2 separate regions of the Mus musculus genome follow, and region 2 is linked to region 1. A link is a loop called in an ENCODE intact Hi-C map of the cell type or tissue named here. Cell type or tissue: left cerebral cortex. All regions are shown on one strand. Each heading gives the region's core, and the rest is flanking DNA. Links, peaks and the distances in the headings are about the cores only. Region 1 overlaps Taf1 (TATA-box binding protein associated factor 1). Region 2 overlaps Ogt (O-linked N-acetylglucosamine (GlcNAc) transferase (UDP-N-acetylglucosamine:polypeptide-N-acetylglucosaminyl transferase)).

Region 1 (9,428 bases), core at 643-8,642:
ATAGTTAAATTTGAGGCTGGCATGTAACAGTTAGAGACCTTCTATCTTATATCCAAAATCTAAAGGTTAGAGATAGCTCAGTAGTTAAGAATGCTTTCTGCTCTTACGGAGAACCCCAGTTCTGATCTAAGTGCCCACATCAGGTGGCTCATAGTCACTTGTTTTAGGAGATCCAATGTCCTCTTTTGGCCCCTAAGGGTACCCATATTCATTTTCTCTTCTCTCTCTCTCTCTCTCTCTCTCTCTCTCTCTCTCTCTCTCTCTCTCTCATATACATACCAGAAACATGAATAAAAACAGTTTTTAAAACTTTAGAAAAAAATCAGACAGTGTTGGGAATATATTTTGATGGTAGAGTACTTTCCTGGCATGTGCAAAGCTCTAGGTTCTATCTTTACTACCCCCCCACACACAAAATATGCAAAATAAAATAAAATAAAATTCACTGAGCAGTGGTGGCATACGCCTTTAATCCCAGAACTTGGGAGACAGGCAGGCATATCTGTGTGGGTTTGAGGCCACAGTCTCAGAGCAAGTTCTAGGACAAGCTAGGGCTACACAGAGAAACACTGTCTCAAAAAACAAAACGGATGATGAGGATGTATCCTTATGCCAGGCACAAATAAACCAAAAAGAGAGCTTAAGCCAATCACTAAAATATTAAGGACATACATGATTAAGAACAGTGTAGTGGCACTGACCTTTTATCTAAGTACTACAGAGGCTAAGGCAGGAGGCCAGTACAACTTGTAACACCAAGATACTGTCTCACCTAGCCTCACCCCCAACATATACAAAGTACAGCTATAGCTTGTTTCTGGATTTTTGATCTCCTAGTTTTGGTTTTTGTTTGTTTGTGTTTTTAAAGACAGGATTTCTCTGTAGCCTGGCTCCTGGAACTTGCTCTAAAGACCAGGCCTCAAACTCAGAAGCCCACCTGCCTCTTCCTCCCAAGTGCATGTACCGCTATGCCTACCTTGTTTTTTTGTTTTGTTTTTTTTTGTCTTTGTTTTTTTATCTCCTAGTTCTAATCAATCAGTAGTTTGATATTCAAAATATTGACAGAAAGGAGACTACATGCAAAGGTTCTCAGGCAAGCCATGCATGGTGGCTTAAGCCTGTAATTTCAGCACTTTGGGAGATTGAGGCAGGATAATTACAAGTTCTTGCCCAGCCTATAAAGCAAGACACTTGCCCCTGTTCCCCAAGACAGGGTTTCCCTGTATAGCCCTGGCTTTCCTGGAACTCACTCTACAGAACAGTTTGGCCTTGAACTCAGAGAACCACCTGCCCCTACCTCTAGGTGTACACCACCGCCACCCAGTGAGACTCTGACTTAATCAAAATTTATTGTAGATCCAGAATGCTGGCTCAGTGCTTAAGAGCACTTACTCTGCAATCATGAAGACTAGAGTCAGATCCCAGTATATGCATAATACTCTGAGCATTCCCCAGATTTGAGCAGAACAGACACAGGAGTACTGCTGGGGCTTGCTGGCGTCATGCCTAGCAAGACCAGGTTGCAGGTTCAGGAGGAGAACCTGCCTCAAAGGAAGATGCAGAGAATGAGAGAAAAGGATATCAAATCCCTTCTAGCCTGTGTCTGTACATAAGCAGATGAACAAGCTTCATGTGGTGGTTATGTAATGATACAGACAAATCAAAGCTACAGAGAGGCTACAGACCTCCTTAAAATGAACTAATATAACACCAGTTTCTGTATACTGGCTCTTATGCCTACAAGGACATGGACTAGAAATTCAGCCTTTAGTGTTTTTCAGTTTGAACATATAAACACAGATCAAATTCTTAACATGCCAATTTTAATATGAAGGCAATTAGTTTTACACGTTTGTAGTGTTTCTCTCTGGAAATCATTTTGAAAACATCTCTTCCTACTTCCTTTGAAAGCAATACCTCTAAAGAAATATTCACTAATAAATAATGCCTCTAGAATATAAAAAGAAAATTACAAATGCTATCCCTTGCTTATGTTTTTATCACAGGCTATCTGTAACTGCTGCTGGTTTTAGACAACCTATGTTCACAAGTTTGTTTCCAGATATTTAATTCCATTTTGTTACTATGTAAGAAAATTAGCATTTAAGTCTTTATAATGAAATATGCTAGAGTTGGGTAAACCACTGTTAAGTATATACACATACCCAGACATTTTTCTTACTGTTATCTTAGCAGCAATTCTTGAATGAAGAAGTAATGAAGCAAAGAGATTCACAAACATCCTGAACAAAATTCTGTATGTATCTTTTTTCTGGGTAGAATAAAATTATCCCAAGGTCTACATCCACCTCCATAAACCTAAAAATACACTAGGAACTTACTAAAAGTATGCTGACGAGCTGTAGGGAAAAAAAGATAGACATACAAAGGTAATGGGGCCTCTCTGGGAACAAAGTGTTGAGGCTGCTGGGAGGGAGAATTAAACAGAAATAGAATTCCAGTTTCCTAGACCTTACAAGGAAACACACACAAACACACTAGTTGTTTCCAGAATGGTGCCATAATTACCAGGAAAGGTAAATTAATATAAATTATCATTCTACCCAACAGATTAAGTTACTTACTAGCAAAGAAGAAGAAGAAAAGAAAAAGTAGAAGAAGAAGGAGGAGAAGGAAGAGAGAGAGAGGAAGAGGAGGAGGAAAAGAAAAAGAAAAAGAAAAAGAAGAAGAAAGAAAACCTGTGAGTATATTTCACTTTTTTATTAAATCATGGCCAGAGGGACCGAAACTGTCTTACTGAAAAAAAATGTATTTACTCAGAGTTTACCCAATTAAATAAGGATTTGCAGAGCTTAGAGAATCATGTTCTTTTTTTTTTTTTTTTTTTTTTAAAGATTTATTTATTTATTATATGTAAGTACATTGTAGCTGTCTTCAGACACTCCAGAAGAGGGAATCAGATCTCGTTACAGATGGTTGTGAGCCACCATGTGGTTGCTGGGATTTGAACTCTGGACCTTCGGAAGAGCAGTCGGGTGCTCTTACCCACTGAGCCATCTCACCAGCCCGAATCATGTTCTTAAATAGTAGAAATTTAATGACTGCTTTAGGAAAACAGAATGTTATTTAAGATTTAAAAAAAGTCTTTTTTTTTGTTGTTTTGTTTTTCGAGACAGGGTTTCTCTGTATAGTTCTGGCTGTCCTGGAACTCACTTTGTAGACCAGGCTGGCCTCAAACTCAGAAATCTGCCTGCCTCTGCCTCCCGAGTGCTGGGATTAAAGGTGTGGGCCACCACGCCCAGTTAGAACAATTCTTTTTTCCTGTATTTGCAGTGATGTAACAAGAAGCAAACAAGCATTATTACTGCCAGATAGCTGTAAAATTACAAAGACAACTACCTGTTCACTAAGTAAACAGCTTTGCTATCACTCCTAGGCTTACAGTTCCCTTAATGCTATTTCTACCATACTAGAGATAACCCTCTCCTATAAGTATCACACTCATACATGAAGAAAACAATACCAACACTTAGGAAGCAGAGGCTCACCTGTCTACATAATCATTTCTTCAATTGATTAAGCTGAATGTAGTAGCATATGCTTTTAATTACAGCATGCAGGAGGCAGAAGCATGTAGGTCTTCATGAGTTTAAGGCCAGCCAAGACTACAAAGTGAGACCCTGTCTTCAACAAACAAAATGGCATTTTTTTTTTTAAAAAAAGAGGCTATTATGACCTAGGTTTGTTTTTATTGTTGGAGACAAGGTCCTACATATAGCCCTTGCTGGCCTGGAACTCAAGAGCTCCTCAGTGCTCTTAACCATCTCACCAGCCCCTTAAACACTAAAATAGGTATAGTGGCTACATAGGGTAGCTACATAGGCTACTCCAGGCTAGCCAGGGCTATACAATGAGATAGAATTCACTATGTAACTCTAGCTGGTCTGGCCTGGAACACACCATCATGCTGGCCTCAAACTCTCAGAGATCTGCCTACCTCTGCTTATAGTGTGTTGGGATTAAAGTTATGCTGCCATCCAAAATTATGCCCAGCCCAAACTTCAAATTTCAATAACGCATACAGTACTACAAAAGTGTATTTAAGGAACCACTGATAAAGAGTGACAAGGAATGCTCATTGAGCCTTTATTCAATAAGTAATGAAACACTTCGAAACCCAACTCCCTAGACCTGATTTTAGCAGCTTTCTTATACTTGAGATGGACTTCTTCCTTGTCATTCTACAGCACCACCTCACTTTCCAGGCGCTGTGCCCTTTGGCCCATTGGCCTTTCTTTCTAATATTTATTTTATAAGGCCCGAGAGGTGGCTCAATAGTTAAGAACACTGGATGCTCTTGCAGAGGACCAGCATCCACATGATCTCTTTCCTCCCTTCCTTCCTCCCCACCTCTCTCTCTAGCCCAGAGAATCTGATGTCCTCTCTGGCCTTTGTAGATACTGCATGCACATGTTACACAGACATGTAGTCATGATTTTTTAAAAAGAACAATTTTAAGCAGGTGGTTGGAGGCATAAATCTTTGTCTAGAATACTGTCATCAAGAAAGAGATGGTAGTTGAAATATATGAGTAAGAATATTCAGCAAGGAGACTAAAAAGGCATGAAAAGGTTTAAAAGGGAAGACATCTGTCATCACAGTACAGTTTCAAAGAAGTGACTAACTCTTGGAGTAAGATTAAGATAAGGACTATAAATGGCCTATTATCAAGGGGAATTATGTGATCTTGTTCACTTAGGATATACTTGGCACAGTAGAAGCTATATTGGAGTAAAAAGCTGGATACAGAGGCATAAAACTGTACAATCCTAGCACTGAGGAACTTGAGGAAGATGACCAATTTGAGGTTAGCCTGAGCAACATAGCAAGACTATCTCAAAAGCAAAATCAAAAAGCTCTTTTTGAAACATGAATGGGAAATGAAAAGATGGAGAAATACTGCATATTCAAAGAAACATGGCTATCATTAAAGCAGAATGAAAATTTTAAATTCTATGGAAATAGTCTTGTATATAATGTGGCATATATGAAGGAGTTAAAATGAAATGAAAACTGGATAATGGGATGGGTTTTTTTGTTTTGTTTTTGTTTTTTTCAAGACAGGGTTTCTCTGTGTAGCCCTGGCTGACCTGGAACTCACTTTGTAGACCAGGCTGGCCTCGAACTCAGAAATCCACCTGCCTCTGCCTCCGGAGTGCTGGGATAAAAGGCGTGTGCCACCAACACCCGGCTGCATCTCAAAAAAAAAAAAAGCCCTAAAACAAAAGTCAGTGCAAAACTTCATGTTAAATAGTTTATATCTCCATTCTATTGAGACATATCCTAGACAATCTCTAACATTGTCTCTTTGAAGTTTGCTTTTGAGATAGGGTCTCACTATGTAATTCTGGCTGGCCTAGAACTCTATGTAGAACTCAAAAAGACTTGTGATCTAATTGTCTTTGCTTCCTGAGTGCTAGAATTAACAGTGTGAGTCACCACACTTGGCCCACAAGGCTTTCCTTGTATAGTCCAACTGTAATGTCCCACTTAAAACACAAACACACAGAGCATTTTATAAAGGTATCAGTCATGGTCCAATTATGAAGTATCAATTTTGCTTTCTTACTATCTATATAATATCTCTCTCTCTCTCTCTCTCTCTCTCTCTCTCTCTCTCTCTCTCTCTCTCTCTCTCTCTCTCTCTGTTATTCGAGACAATATCTTCTGTGTAGCCCTGGCTGTCCTCAAACTCACAGAGGTTTATCTGCTTCTGCCTCCCCAGTGCTGGGATCAAAGGCATGTACCACCATTGCCCATATCGTTTTGGTTTTTGTGAAACAGAGTCTCTCTTTGGAGCCCTGGCTATCCTAGGACTTACCATGTAGACCAACTAGGCTATCCTTGAACTCACTGCCTGCCATTGTCTCCTGAGTGCTAGGGTTAAAGGCATGTGTAACCATGCCAGGCCTTTTTTGCTGCTGCTTCTTAACTGTCCAGGCTATTAAGTTTTGTTTTTCAACATGGGAACTGTTAAGAGTTTCTTTACTAGTCTCCAAATCTCATTCCCCTCCACTTTATTATTTGATAACTTCCCAAATGGTATTTACTAAAACTCTATCCCTCTCCTCTCCACTGGTTTAGTGTGACTTACTTGGCCTTTGAACGTCAGTTATATTCCCCTTGTTTTTTTTTTTTTTTAAAGATTTATTTATTTATTATATGTAAGTACACTGTAGCTGTCTTTAGACACACCAGAAGAGGGAGTCAGATCTCATTACGGATGGTTGTGAGCCACCATGTGGTTGCTGGGATTTGAACTTCTGACCTTCGGAAGAGCAGTCGGGTGCTCTTACCCACTGAGCCATCTCACCAGCCCCTCCCCTTGTTTTTTATAGTCAAACCTAGCCATCACCCTATACTCAAGCCAAACTTACTTGTACTTTTCCATCTATTTGGCTATCTGGAACTTCATCATCCTTTTCCTCTTCACTATTGTTCAGCATAGAAGATGCTCAGAAATTAACCATGATAGTGAGCATCCCTTAAGACTCAGTTAAAAAACAAATTCCTGAGGCTAGAAAGATGACTCAAATGGTTAAGAACATTTGCTGCTCTTGAAAGACCTGACTTCAGTTTCCAGCATCCATGTCAGGCACCTCACATTCACTTCTAACTCCAGCTCTAGGGGATCTCATGCTCCCTTCTGGCCTCCTCACATGCACACCGACACATAATTAAAATATAAATATTACAGGGTTTTTTTTGTTGGTTTGTTTCAAGACAGGATTTCTCTGTTTAACTGAGCCCTGGCTGTTCTGGACTCACTATATAGACCAGGCTGGCCTCGAATTCACAGAGACCCATCTTCTTCTGTCTTCCACACACCTGGCCATTTAAAACGTTTTTAAATTATAATAATTTTTTGGATTGAGTGTGGTGGCAGAAGACAGGCCAGTCTCTATGAGGTCTACATAGTGAGTTCCAGGCCAGGCAGGGCTACAGAGTGAGATTCTTGTCTCAAAAATTTAAAAATAAATAAATAAATAAATAAATAAATAAAATAAATAAATGTCTTAGCCATGCTTGGTGCCCCACAAACATGAGAGGTGAGAGCAGGAAGATGAACTCATGTGTAGAGCAGGTTCAAGGTCAGCCTATAATACATGAGACCATGTCTCAAAAACAAAAAATCTTTAACTTTTACTAATTTATGAAGTTTTTCCTAGCCCTCAGATTAGAGTATTGTTTTTCCAGTAACGCCTTTTGTATACCTTTCTATTTATAGCCCTTGTCAAGATGTGTTTTGTTTATATCAACTGAAGTATAAAGTACTTGAACACAGAGACCATCCTTATTATCAGAAGTTAAAGCAGCTAGCAAAGTGTTTAGCACACATTATTCCATTGGTTCAGGTGCTGAGCAAAATTACATACAGCAAAGTTTGCCATGGTCTATATAGCCAGCTACACACTTCAGCCTCAGCTCCATAGAACTTTGGGATATAGCTTTTCAAAGCTTATAGAAACACAGTGATGACTCAAAGGACAGGGAACATCCATTTGATTTTCATTAATGCCTCATTTTCCTATGCTTTACACGATTTCAAAAGAAAGGATAGACTGATTTCCATGATTCTTTAATAGTGATCCTTACAGAACACACACTAAAATATATACCTACTTTAAAAACTGAGCAGATTAAATGGTTCAGCCCTGAACCTGACAATCTAGGTTCGAACCCACATGGTGGAAACAGAGAACCAATTCTCTGAGTTGTCCCCTAACCTCCAAAAGCACACAAGGATAGCACAAATACATAAATGTAGAAACAAAATTTTAAAAAAGTAAACTAAGTTACTTGATTTAGCTATCACTGCTCAAACCTGCTTAAGCCTTAAAATTTTAGTAATGTAAATTAATGTTGGATACATAAAACTCATGATAGAGGAAAAAACATAAATACCCACCATTGTACTTAACACTGTTGGCCAGAATCAGGTTTACGTCGTCTAGAAAGCTCTCTCGACTCTGGTATTTGTGCTTGGAGATATTCTATGATAAAAACAGGCACTCAGCTACACATACAAAAATATTATAAAAAGCCACTGATCATAAAAAAAAAATCACTCACCTTACGTATAGTCTCCAAATCCATTGGACTGACAATCACTTTGTAATAATCTGGAACAAATTTCTTATTAACTGGGTGATGAAATGGCCAAGACTAGTAAAAAGAAAGCACAGGAAGTCAAGTGAAAACCATTACTTATAACAAAGAGGTCCAATTTTCATTGAGTTATAAATATTTCTGATGAAAAGTATAGACTCGTTCCACAAAAATATGAATCTGCACGCAAAATTATAATTTCAGGATCTCACTAAGGATTCTTACATCCAGATAAAGTGAGAATCCCTCCTCTAAACTTACAACTAAAATCTTATTTCTGTGTTAAAGACTAAGTTTTGCAAACTAGAATAAAATTGCTTATTCCACAGTTCTATCTTGAAAAAATTTTAATACTGTAGACATAGATCATTATGACTATATGCAACAGAAAATTTAATTCAGAATTTCTGGGGGGACCAATATATAAAATGGTCCACAGAACTAGTATGATAAATGATAGCCTTACCATAAAATGTTGAAAAAAAAAGAACAATTAAACAAAAAAGGGACAACAACATTGAGTAATTGTTGTGGGGTTTTTTTGTTTTTTGTTTTTTTTTTTTGTGAACAGGCTAGATGGCTAAGTGGGTAGAGGTGATTACCAACAAGCCCACTGACCGGAATTTAATTCCTGGAACCCACAGGTTAGAAGGGAAGCCTAACAATTCTGCAAGGGGTTTAAAAAAAAAAAAAGACAGGGTCCTACTGTGTAGCCCTGGCTTGCCTTAAATTCAGAGGTCCACTTGCTTTTTGCCTCTCAAGTGCTGGGATGAAAGGTTGTACCACTACACTCTACCAAGTTGTTGTTTTTTGTTTTTTTAAGATTTATTTATTTTGCTATCTTCAGACACTGCAGAAGACAGCATCAGATGCCCATTACAGATGGTTGTGGGCCACCATGTGGTTGCTGGGATTTGAACTCAGAACCTCTGGAAGAGCAGTTAGTGCTCGTAACTGCTGGGCCATCTCTCCAGCCTATACCAAGTTGTTTTGACCACACACAAAACATGATTTATGCTTCCCCCCACAACATGCACAAATAAATAAATGCAATAAAAATGTTGAAAGTGTTATTTGTAGATGAGCATTTCTAAATCAAGAATCTACTATTAGTTGACAGCTTTGCTCTCCCAGGCTATTCAAGAGTGTAGAAATACTCAATACTGACATTAGGAAGTAAGAATATAGCCGGGCAGTGGTGGTACATGCCTTTAATCCCAGTAGTTGGGAGGCAGAGGCAGGTAGATTTCTGAGTTCTTCCGAGTTCGAGGCCACCTGGTCTACAGAATGAGTTCCAG
Region 2 (9,428 bases), core at 931-8,930, 82 kb before region 1:
AACAACCATATAAACCCACACCTATGAAAAAAACTTTGGATAGCAAACTTCATTTAGTTCATGTGGCCAGTTTGATGTCACCTTAGCAGTTTAGGTCAGCAGTTCTGTGGCAGCTGCACAGTGTGCATGCTTCATACATAACCTGTACTGAGACCTATGAAACAGCCTGAACAGATCTCACAGTTCTAGGAAGAAAGAAATGTGAATGGAGTAGGAAAACCCTTACCGTATTTTAGGAAATTCTGTGGAGAAGCATTTTTTGGGGGGGGGAGAGGAAGGAGGGAGGGAGAAAGAAGGAAAGAGGGAGGAGGGAGAGGGGGGGGGGGAAAGAGACAGAGAATCTACCACTGTTTCCTTCCTGGAGCAGGTTCTAAACTCTAAACTTCTAAAGTCGTGTTCTAATTCTCACATGCTCTATTTAAGCACCATGTAGGACTTTTGTTGTCCTTGCCTTTAGCTTGCCTTTTTTTTTCCTCCCTGAGACAGGTTTTCTCTGTGTAGCCCTGGCTGTCCTGGAACTCACTTTGTAGACCAGGCTGGCCTCGAACTCAGAAATCCTCCTGCCTCCGCCTCCCGAGTGCTGGGAATAAAGGCGTGCGCCACCACACCTGGCTTCTTAGCTTGCTTTTTAGATGGGAAGTTTCTGCTTGGTTGTGGTTTGGAGGCAGGAGCTATGTATGCTATGTAGCCTAGGCTGGCCTCAATTCACCATCCTCTGCCTCTAAGTTTTGAGATTACAGAAGTACTGGGATAGGTTTGTGCCACTATGCCTAGCCTAAATTTCCACCTTAAAGGAAAACACTACCATTAGAAACGAAGAACTGCGCTGCAGTCAGGCCACAGTGAAGCCACAGTGAAGAGTAGCTTCAAGGGCAGCTAAGACAGTTTCATTTCTAGCTGGTAAAGCCATACATTTAATTTATACAATGTTTTTCTCTATCTGCATTTTAGTTTATAACAAAAAGATTAAAACAGGAGTCACCTTATCCAAGCAGAGATTCCCATGCCTCTCTGCAATAGCCTTCCTGAAGCCATGGGAAAGAGGGTACAGCATGCTATGGTGAGGATGGACAGAAGGCAGTCTATTCTTCTCTAGCTGCTCAGCTACAATACTAACCAATTTCTTCATCCGCTCATCATAGTCTGTCCAATCACAGACAATCTAGAGGAAGCAAAAAGAAATTATCACCCAAAAAACCTACCCAAAGATTTATTTTACAAGTATTTGAGCTCCTAGAGTAGTATTAGGCAATCTCCTACAAGCATGGTCTTGCGGCTGGCTCGCTGAGAAAAGGCGTACCTTGCGTACCTGACAACGAGTCCAATGCCTAGGACCCAGGTGCTAAAAGAAATGACTCCTAAAAGCTGCCCTATGACTGCCAGTTGCCCCAAAAAAATAAAAATAAAATAAAAAATAAAAATGAAAACACTGTCTTGTCTCTAAACAGGCCTAGATTATTATGACACACAATTAAAAAATGGTGACGTTGCAGAAAGAAAAATAATGGACCATTTATTCTTTACCTGTAGGCAATGAGCCAAGTTACAATAAGCATCAGGAAAGTCAGGCTTAAGTTTCAGAGCTGTGCGGTAAGAAGCTATTGCTTCTGGGATATTCCCTGAATCCTGGAAAGAAAACGAACTTGTAAGGAGTTTCTTACAATGATAGGTCAGTGCTAAGGTACCCCATATTTGAATAAACAACAGTACCTTGTGAATGGAGGCCAGATTGCTGTGTGCATCAGCAAAGGCAGGATTAATCTGGATGGCACGAGTATAACACTGCAAAGCGCCCTGCACATCCTGCATCTCCTTTAGAGTGTTTCCCATATTGGAATAAGCATCAGCAAATGTAGGACTAATTCTGAAGGAGAAGACAAAGGTTTGATTACCTCATGCAAAATCTTGTTGTAAAGCACTTGGGGGCTTTGGCACATGGTTTAGTGCTACAATACTCGCCTACCAAGCGTGAGGCCTAGTTTGAAACCCCAGCACCAAAGAGGGAAGGAGAATCATTTTAACACCTGCCAAATGTCAAACCTTTAATTAGGTAATAAATTATTAAATAGTAACAATAAATGATGATAACTGGGGCTCAGCAATTAGGAACTCTCATTGCTCTTCCAGAGCCTGAATTCTGTTCCCAACATCAACGTCCAGCTCTAGGGGCATAAAGCACCCACTTAGGGAATTTATGCACATTTTATACACATATAATACACACATAATTAAAAGTAAATTAATCTTTTAAAATATGACAATAATAAGCTGGGTGTGTTCCCTGTACTTGGAAAGCAGAGGCAGGCAGATCTCTTTGAGTTCGAGGCCAGCCTGTTCTACAGTGCAAGTTCAGGAAAACCAGGGATACAGACAGGAACCCTGTCTTTAAAAAGAAAAAAAAGGAGTAATTTGAAAAGGTTAGTGAGATGGCTCAGCAGGTAAAGGAAGCTACAATCAAGCTTGATAACTGAGTTCAACCACAGAAACTATGAAAAGCTGAAACAACTCCAATAAGTTGTCCTCTGACCTCCACATGGGCACTACAGTATAAGCCCACATTTCCTCACACCCACAAAATAAATGAAATAGAATTATTAAAAAATTAAAACAGGCCAGGTGTGGTGGCGCACACCTTTATTCCCAGCACTCAGGAGGCAGAGGCAGGCGGATTTCTGAGTTCGAGGCCAGCCTGGTCTACAGAGTGAGTTCCAGGACCGCCAGGGCTATACAGAGAAACCCTGTCTGGAAAAAAAATTAAAACAGAACATCCCTTTAACCCCAGTACATGACTTCTAGGCTAGCCTGATCCACATGGAGATCCAGGACAGTTGGGGAAAAGTCCTGTCTCAGGGGAAAAAAAAAAGAAAACTAAGTGAATAAACAAAAAACAAGGGGCTGAGAGAGTGGCTCAGCAGCTAGGAGCACTGGCTGCTCTTCCAGAGGACCTGGGTTTGGTTCCCAGCATCCACATGGGGCAGCTCACAACTGCCTTACTCCAACCCCAGGAGGTCTAACACCTTCCCTCCCTCTTCTGGCCTCAGTAGGGACCTACATGCACAACATATACCCATATACAGATGAATAATTTTTAATGATTTTTAGGTTTAAAATAAGGAAGCCGAGTATGGCAGTACAGGCCTTTAAACCCAGGACATGGGGGGCAGAGGTAGGTAAATTTCAGTAAGTTTAAAGGCCAGCCTGATCTACATAGTAAGTTCCAGAACAGCCAGGGCTACATAATGAAACCCTGGCTCTTAAAAAGTTTAAAATAGCCCGGCGTGGTGGCGCACACCTTTATTCCCAGCACTCGGGAGGCAGAGGCAGGCGGATTTCTGAGTTCGAAGCCAGCCTGGTCTACAAAGTGAGTTCCAGGACAGCCAGAGCTATATAGAGAAACCCTGTCTCGAAAAACCAAAAAAAAGAAAGTTTAAAATAGTTAATTTTTTTAAATTATTTTTATTATTTTATGTGTGTGGATGTTTTGCCCACATGTATGGCTGTGTAACATGATATGCCTGGTGCCCTTGAAAGGCAGGATTTCCTAGGTTAGATTTATAGATGGTTGTGAGCTACCACATGGGTACCAGGAATTGAACCTAGATACTCTCAAAGAGCAGACAGTATTCTTAATCCCTGAGTCATCTCTCCAGGCCCAAATTTTTGTTTTACACGGTGTCTTACCATGTAGCCCTGGCTGGCCTAGCTCTTGCTACGTAGATTAGGCTGGCCTTAAATTCACAGAGATCGAACTACATAAGCTCCTGAGTGCTGGGATTAAAGTATATAGCACTATGCCAAGCCTTAACAAAAATAGATGCCAGGTAGTGGTGGCACACAACTTTAATCCCTGAATTTTGAGAGGCAGAGGAGGCAGAGGAGGCAGAGGCAGGTGGATCTGAGTTCCAGGTCAACCTGGTCTTACAGAGTAAGTTCCAGGACAGTCAGGGCTACTTAGAGAAATCTTGTCAAAAAGAGAAAGAACAAAAAGATGCTGAACTGGATTTGGGTGGGTGGGGGGATAGGCGTCAATCCTATGCAAAGATATACAGGCAATCTAAGTGATACTAAGAGATTGAGAGAGTCTTCTGTAGAGAGTCTGTGAGAGTCTTCTGTAGGGAAGAGCACACCAATTGGTTATCCGACACCAAATGGTCAACCCTAAAAACATACACACAAGTAACATTATGCAGGTTGTACAAGTTATATTTAGAAATATATATGCATATAAATACATATACATATATGTGCGTTACAACAATTCATGAAAAAGGTGGCCATGGATTTGAGAGCAAGGAGGTATGGTTTATGGGAGGGTTTTGGAGAGGCAGGAAAGAGAAAATGATATAATTATAATCTCAAAAATGAAAATAGAAAGAAAGCAGCTCTGAGTTTCTTACCGTATGGCTTCTTTATAGTGCATCAGTGCTTCCTGCAGCTTGCCCTGCTGTTGCAGTACACTTGCTAAATTGGAATGTGCAGCAGCAAACTCTGGGAAGACCTACAGAGTTCCGATCACAGCGGACATTAAATAGCAGAAAGAATCTTCCTTTACCTCCCACAGCCCTGAGTACGTCCCCATGTATCCCAACTTCTCTCCGCCTTTTCTAAGTCTAGTAGCTCAAATTCTACAGCTTCTCCATTTTATACCAATCTTCATTTCAAACGAGAGGTATGCCTCTCTTCCTGTTACTCATGCTGAGTAATGCCACTTTTATCAACCTCCACACCTACTAACCACTAGACACAGGCCTGAGTTCTTCACTGCACTAGCTTTACTTAGCTTACTGGTCAATCTTTGTGCAGATCTCACCTATGCATAATGAGCTCAATATAGGGGTGTCTTACATGTCCACAGGACCTTACATCAATAATGAATGATCCTCTTAAAGAGGTGAATGGCAGCTGAGCAGTGGTTGGGCACACCTTTATTAACCCCAACACTTAGGACTCTCTGGGTTTGAGGCCAGCCTGACCTACACAGTTGAGTTCGAGGACAGCCAGGGCTACACAGAAAACCCCTGCCTCAAAATCCAAAACTAAAACCAAAAGTAAAAATAAAATAAAAATCAACCCAGAGGTGAATGGCAGGCAAACAACTGCTTTCCCTCTATTGTCACACAGGCTAGGCTAAACCCTCCAGCCACGGCACTGAACATACTTCTAATGCTTTGCGATACAGGCGAACTGCCTCTTCAATGTTGCCCTGTTCCCGTTTGATGTTGGCAAGGTTATTCAAAGAGTCTGCATGAGTAGGACACAGACGAAGAGCTGTGTTATAACAATCTTCTGCTTCAGCAACCTGGAAAATGAAACAAACCATTCAGAAACTACACAGAAGAATCAAAGAGACCACTGTTATTCTAGTAATTCAAGTAGGTGCATCATTGAGTCTAATGGTTGGGAACACACCAGAAAACAGACACTTTCCAGTATCCTCCTGCCCAGCAAACAACACTCCAAAGGAAATCAATATAACCATCTCAGTACTTAATATGTACATCTCAATACTTAATATGTATGTAATATGAATGAAGACTCTTCTTTTCTACCACATAACAAGGAAGTAAAAATAAGGCAAAATCCTTACACTGCCCTTCTCTTTGAGAGCATTTGCTAGGTTGCAGTAAGCATCGGGGAAATGGGGTTGCAGTTCGATAGCTCTCCTGTAGGTATCAATGGCCAGGTCTATTAGGCCTTGCTCGTAGTACACACAAGCCAGGTTGCCGTGCACCACCGCATGATTTGGGCTCAAACTTAAGGCACGAAGATAAGCTGCGACAGCTCTGTGAGGAAACAAAAACAAACACATATACACAAAGTGCAACTAATTAAACATATTATTATTAGTGTTTCTGATATGTGTACAGGTTGCCATGGACCACAGTGCACAAGTAGAAGGCAGCTTTGTGAAGTTGGTTCCATTGTGGGTTCCAGGGATCAAACTCAGGTCACTGGCTTACACTTTTACTCACTGAGCCATCTCGCCCAACTAACCTTAATAGTTTATTAAATGAAATGCCAATTAATTTTAACTAATGAGAATTAACTTGATATGATTTATTATATATCAAAATCTCATTTTTAATAAAATATATTTTTTGTGGTGCTAAGAACTGAACTTAGGGCCTCATGCATGCTAAACAAGGGCTCTACCACTGAGTAAAAATGGTTGACCCTGCGTTTTTATTTTGGGATATGTTGGGTTTTATTTTTTTGTTGTTGTTTTTTCTTTTCTTTTTTTTTTTTAAGATTTACTTATTTATTATATGTTAGTACACTGTAGTAGAGGCACTCCAGAAGAGGGCGTCAGATCTTGTTACAGATGGTTGTGAGCCACCATGTGGTTGCTGGAATTTGAACTCCGGACCTTCGGAAGAGCAGTCGGGTGCTCTTACCCACTGAGCCATCTCACCAGCCCCTTGTTTTTTGTTTTTTTTTTTTAAGATAAGATTATTTACTGTTCAGCTTTAGCTGGCCTCCACCTCTGAGCAAGCCTCCTCCCTTGGCCTCTCAAGTGGTAGTATTACAGGTGTGAGCAACTACAACCAAGCCCAGGATGGTTTTTGAGAAAGGTTCTTACTCTATCAAGGGCCTGGCCTTGAACTCACAGCAATCCTCCTGCTTCAGCCTCCCAAGTGCCAGACTATAAAACATATTTTCAGAGAAAAACATTTGTGTGTTCCTGCTCGGCTTTCCTTTAACAACAAAAAAGTTACCAAAGGCTGGAGAGCTGGGGAGAGCTGACTCAGTGGGCAGAAGCACTGGCTGCTCTCCCAGAGGACCCTGGTTGGAATCCTAGAACCCACATGGCAGCTCACAGCCATGTATAACTACAGTCATGTATAACTCCAGTTCTCGAGTATCTGAGGCCTTCTCTTCTGGCTTCCCAACATGGCCAACAGATACATACGCAGGTAAAACACCCATACACATAAAGTAAAATAAATGAAGTGGCTGGAGAGATGATCAGTCGTTAAGAATTTTTGGTGTATTTATGAGTTTAGATCCCTGAACCCACCTAACAAGCTAGGTATGGCCATGTAAAAGCATGTAGCCTCAGCACCGGACTACAACAGGAGATCATTGAGGTATACTGACTGGCAACCTAGCCAAAAATGTAAACCCTGGGTTCAAGGAAAGAATGCCTCAAAGGAATAAAGTACAAAATGATACAATGGGGACAGACACCAATGTTCTCTTCAGGACTCCCATGTGCCATTCACCTGCACACACCTGTACATACAACACACACACACACACACACATACACACACATAAATTAGAAAAGCTGATTTTAGGGGGCTGGTGAGATGGCTCAGTGGGTAAGAGCACACCCGACTGCTCTTCCAAAGGTCCGGAGTTCAAATCCCAGCAACCACATGGTGGCTCACAACCATCCGTAACGAGATCTGACTCCCTCTTCTGGAGGGTCTGAAGACAGGTACAGTGTACTTACATATAATAAATAAATAAATCAAAAAAAAAAAAAAGAAAGAAAAAAAGAAAAGCTGATTTTAAATAAGAAAGTCAAAAGTCAAGTTTTACTTAGCTTTCTTAATCAGATCAAGAAAACAATTCAGTCCAAAAGGTAATCATATCTAACAGTTTTATAATAAAGGAAATTTCAACTGAATTAAGTGTAAGGATAAAAGCATTCAGGAAAACCAACAAGAAAAGTCACCAAACTGTGAAATAGAGTGTGACGAAGCAGGAGGGGAGAGCACGCTGATAAATGTCCTTCTGGAAGCTATTGCCACATTTTAGTCCAAACTAGAAAGACAAGGAAATTGATCAAACATAACATTCTTACCTGTCAAAAATGCGTGCCTCTTTCAAGACATTTCCTAAATTGATATAAGCATCCAGAAAATTTGGGTCAAGGGTGACAGCCTAAAATTAGAAGACAGTCAGTTAGAAAAAGATAGGATTTTATCACATTAACTTCTCATTCAGCTTTTATTCTGAAGTAATTTTAAATATCCAATTACATTTTGTTTCTAGAATAAAACTCAGTTTGTGGGGCTGGAGAGATGGCTCAGCAGTTAAGAGCACTGATTGGCTGGTTGGTGGTGGCACACGCCTTTAATCCCAGCACTTGGGAGGCAGAGGCAAGTGAATTTCTGAGTTCGAGGCCAACCTGGTCTACAGAGTGACTTCCAAGACAGCCAGAGCTACACAGAGAAACCCTGTCTCGGAAAAAAAAAAAAAAAAAAAAAAAAAACAACAAAAAACAAAACAAAATAAAAACAAACAAAACCAAAACACTGACTGCTCTTGCAGAGATCCTGAGTTCAGACCTGCCTCTACCTCCCAAGTGCTACTATTAAAGGCTTGCGCTACCATATAAGTATTTCTAATGCTTGGCCCTATTGTCTTCAGTTAATTTAACTCTTCTAAAAGATAGTGGTAGAAACAAGCAGTGAGCTCTTAAGTATGTATGTTCCTCTACTCCATACACACAGCTCAGCAAGTCCTCAGTAAGATATGTAATTAGAGTTGGAACATTAAGCCAAGTATGGCAAAAACCTGTAATTCAAGCAGCTGGGAGGTCTAAGTAGGAGCATGCAGTAGTTCAGGTCACCATCAGCTACACAGTAAGTTTGTAGGCAGCCTGGGGCTCTCTGAGACACTTTTACAAAATAAGCAACTGATGTTCTGGCGCTGGGGAGTAGTAGCTCAATGGTAGAATGCTGGGCTAAGGCCCTAGAAAGATAATCCTCTAGAATAGTAAATGCAAATTTAACTAAAACACTGAAAGCTTTTCAAATATTTTAAAGATTCCTAGAAACACTTCTTTTACATAGATAACAAACAAGTCTCTATTAGATAAAGATGTGACAAATTTAGCTTAGATTATCTACAGTCGTAGATATCTACCCTGAAAACCATTTGAACTTTTTGTTTTGAGGTAAAGTCTAACTCTGCTGTCAGCCCCAGGCTATCTTAGAATTCGCTATATAAGACAGTGTGGCCCAGGACTCACGGCAATCAATCCTCCTGCCTCAACCTCCCAAGGCCTGAGATTATAGGCATGAACCACACCTGCTCCTTTTAAATACATTTCTATGGAAAGTTTAAAAAAACACACAAAACCTGGGAAGACAATAAACACATGTCTTGAATTACTATCTTTATTAATTCATAAATCACGTTGGCTTTTATTTAGTATATATTCTAACCTACCCCCCTCTTTCTCCAGATAATTCTGAAGCAAATCTCAAACATCTCATCTCCTTTAAAATTATGAATCCTAGGGAGGAGACAAGACTGGTTTTTTACTCCAACATAACCACACTACCATTATCATACTTTAAAAATGAGCAGGGCATGGTGGGATATGCCTTTAATCCCAGCATTTGGGAGGCAGAGGCAGAGATGGGTAGAATTCTGTGAATTCCAGGCCAGCCTGGTCTTACACATCAAGTTTC

The links. Hi-C counts contacts between places; a loop is a spot of excess contacts. Peaks named below come from ENCODE experiments on the same cell type or tissue, not always from the same donor. Only the 100,000 strongest peaks of a DNase experiment are listed, where the experiment ranks them.
Region 2: a loop joins it to region 1, with 2.1 times the contacts of the local background. A loop is called at or near these places in 15 of 42 quality-filtered maps.

What each region holds. Positions count from the first base shown.
Region 1 is chrX:101,576,959-101,586,386 of GRCm38, reverse strand. It overlaps Taf1 (TATA-box binding protein associated factor 1), which reads right to left. Exons shown (of 39, transcript NM_001290729.1): 31 at 8,095-8,187; 32 at 7,931-8,015. Among named protein-coding and RNA genes, the nearest start is that of Taf1, 49 kb to the right of the region's middle. In left cerebral cortex, for the core only: no CTCF peak of the experiment used is centred there; DNase peaks (open chromatin) are centred at 1,565, 2,374 and 5,432.
Region 2 is chrX:101,659,714-101,669,141 of GRCm38, reverse strand. It overlaps Ogt (O-linked N-acetylglucosamine (GlcNAc) transferase (UDP-N-acetylglucosamine:polypeptide-N-acetylglucosaminyl transferase)), which reads right to left. Exons shown (of 22, transcript NM_139144.4): 6 at 7,811-7,890; 7 at 5,588-5,783; 8 at 5,159-5,299; 9 at 4,398-4,498; 10 at 1,711-1,864; 11 at 1,525-1,626; 12 at 983-1,162. Among named protein-coding and RNA genes, the nearest start is that of Ogt, 24 kb to the right of the region's middle. In left cerebral cortex, for the core only: no CTCF peak of the experiment used is centred there; no DNase peak of the experiment used is centred there.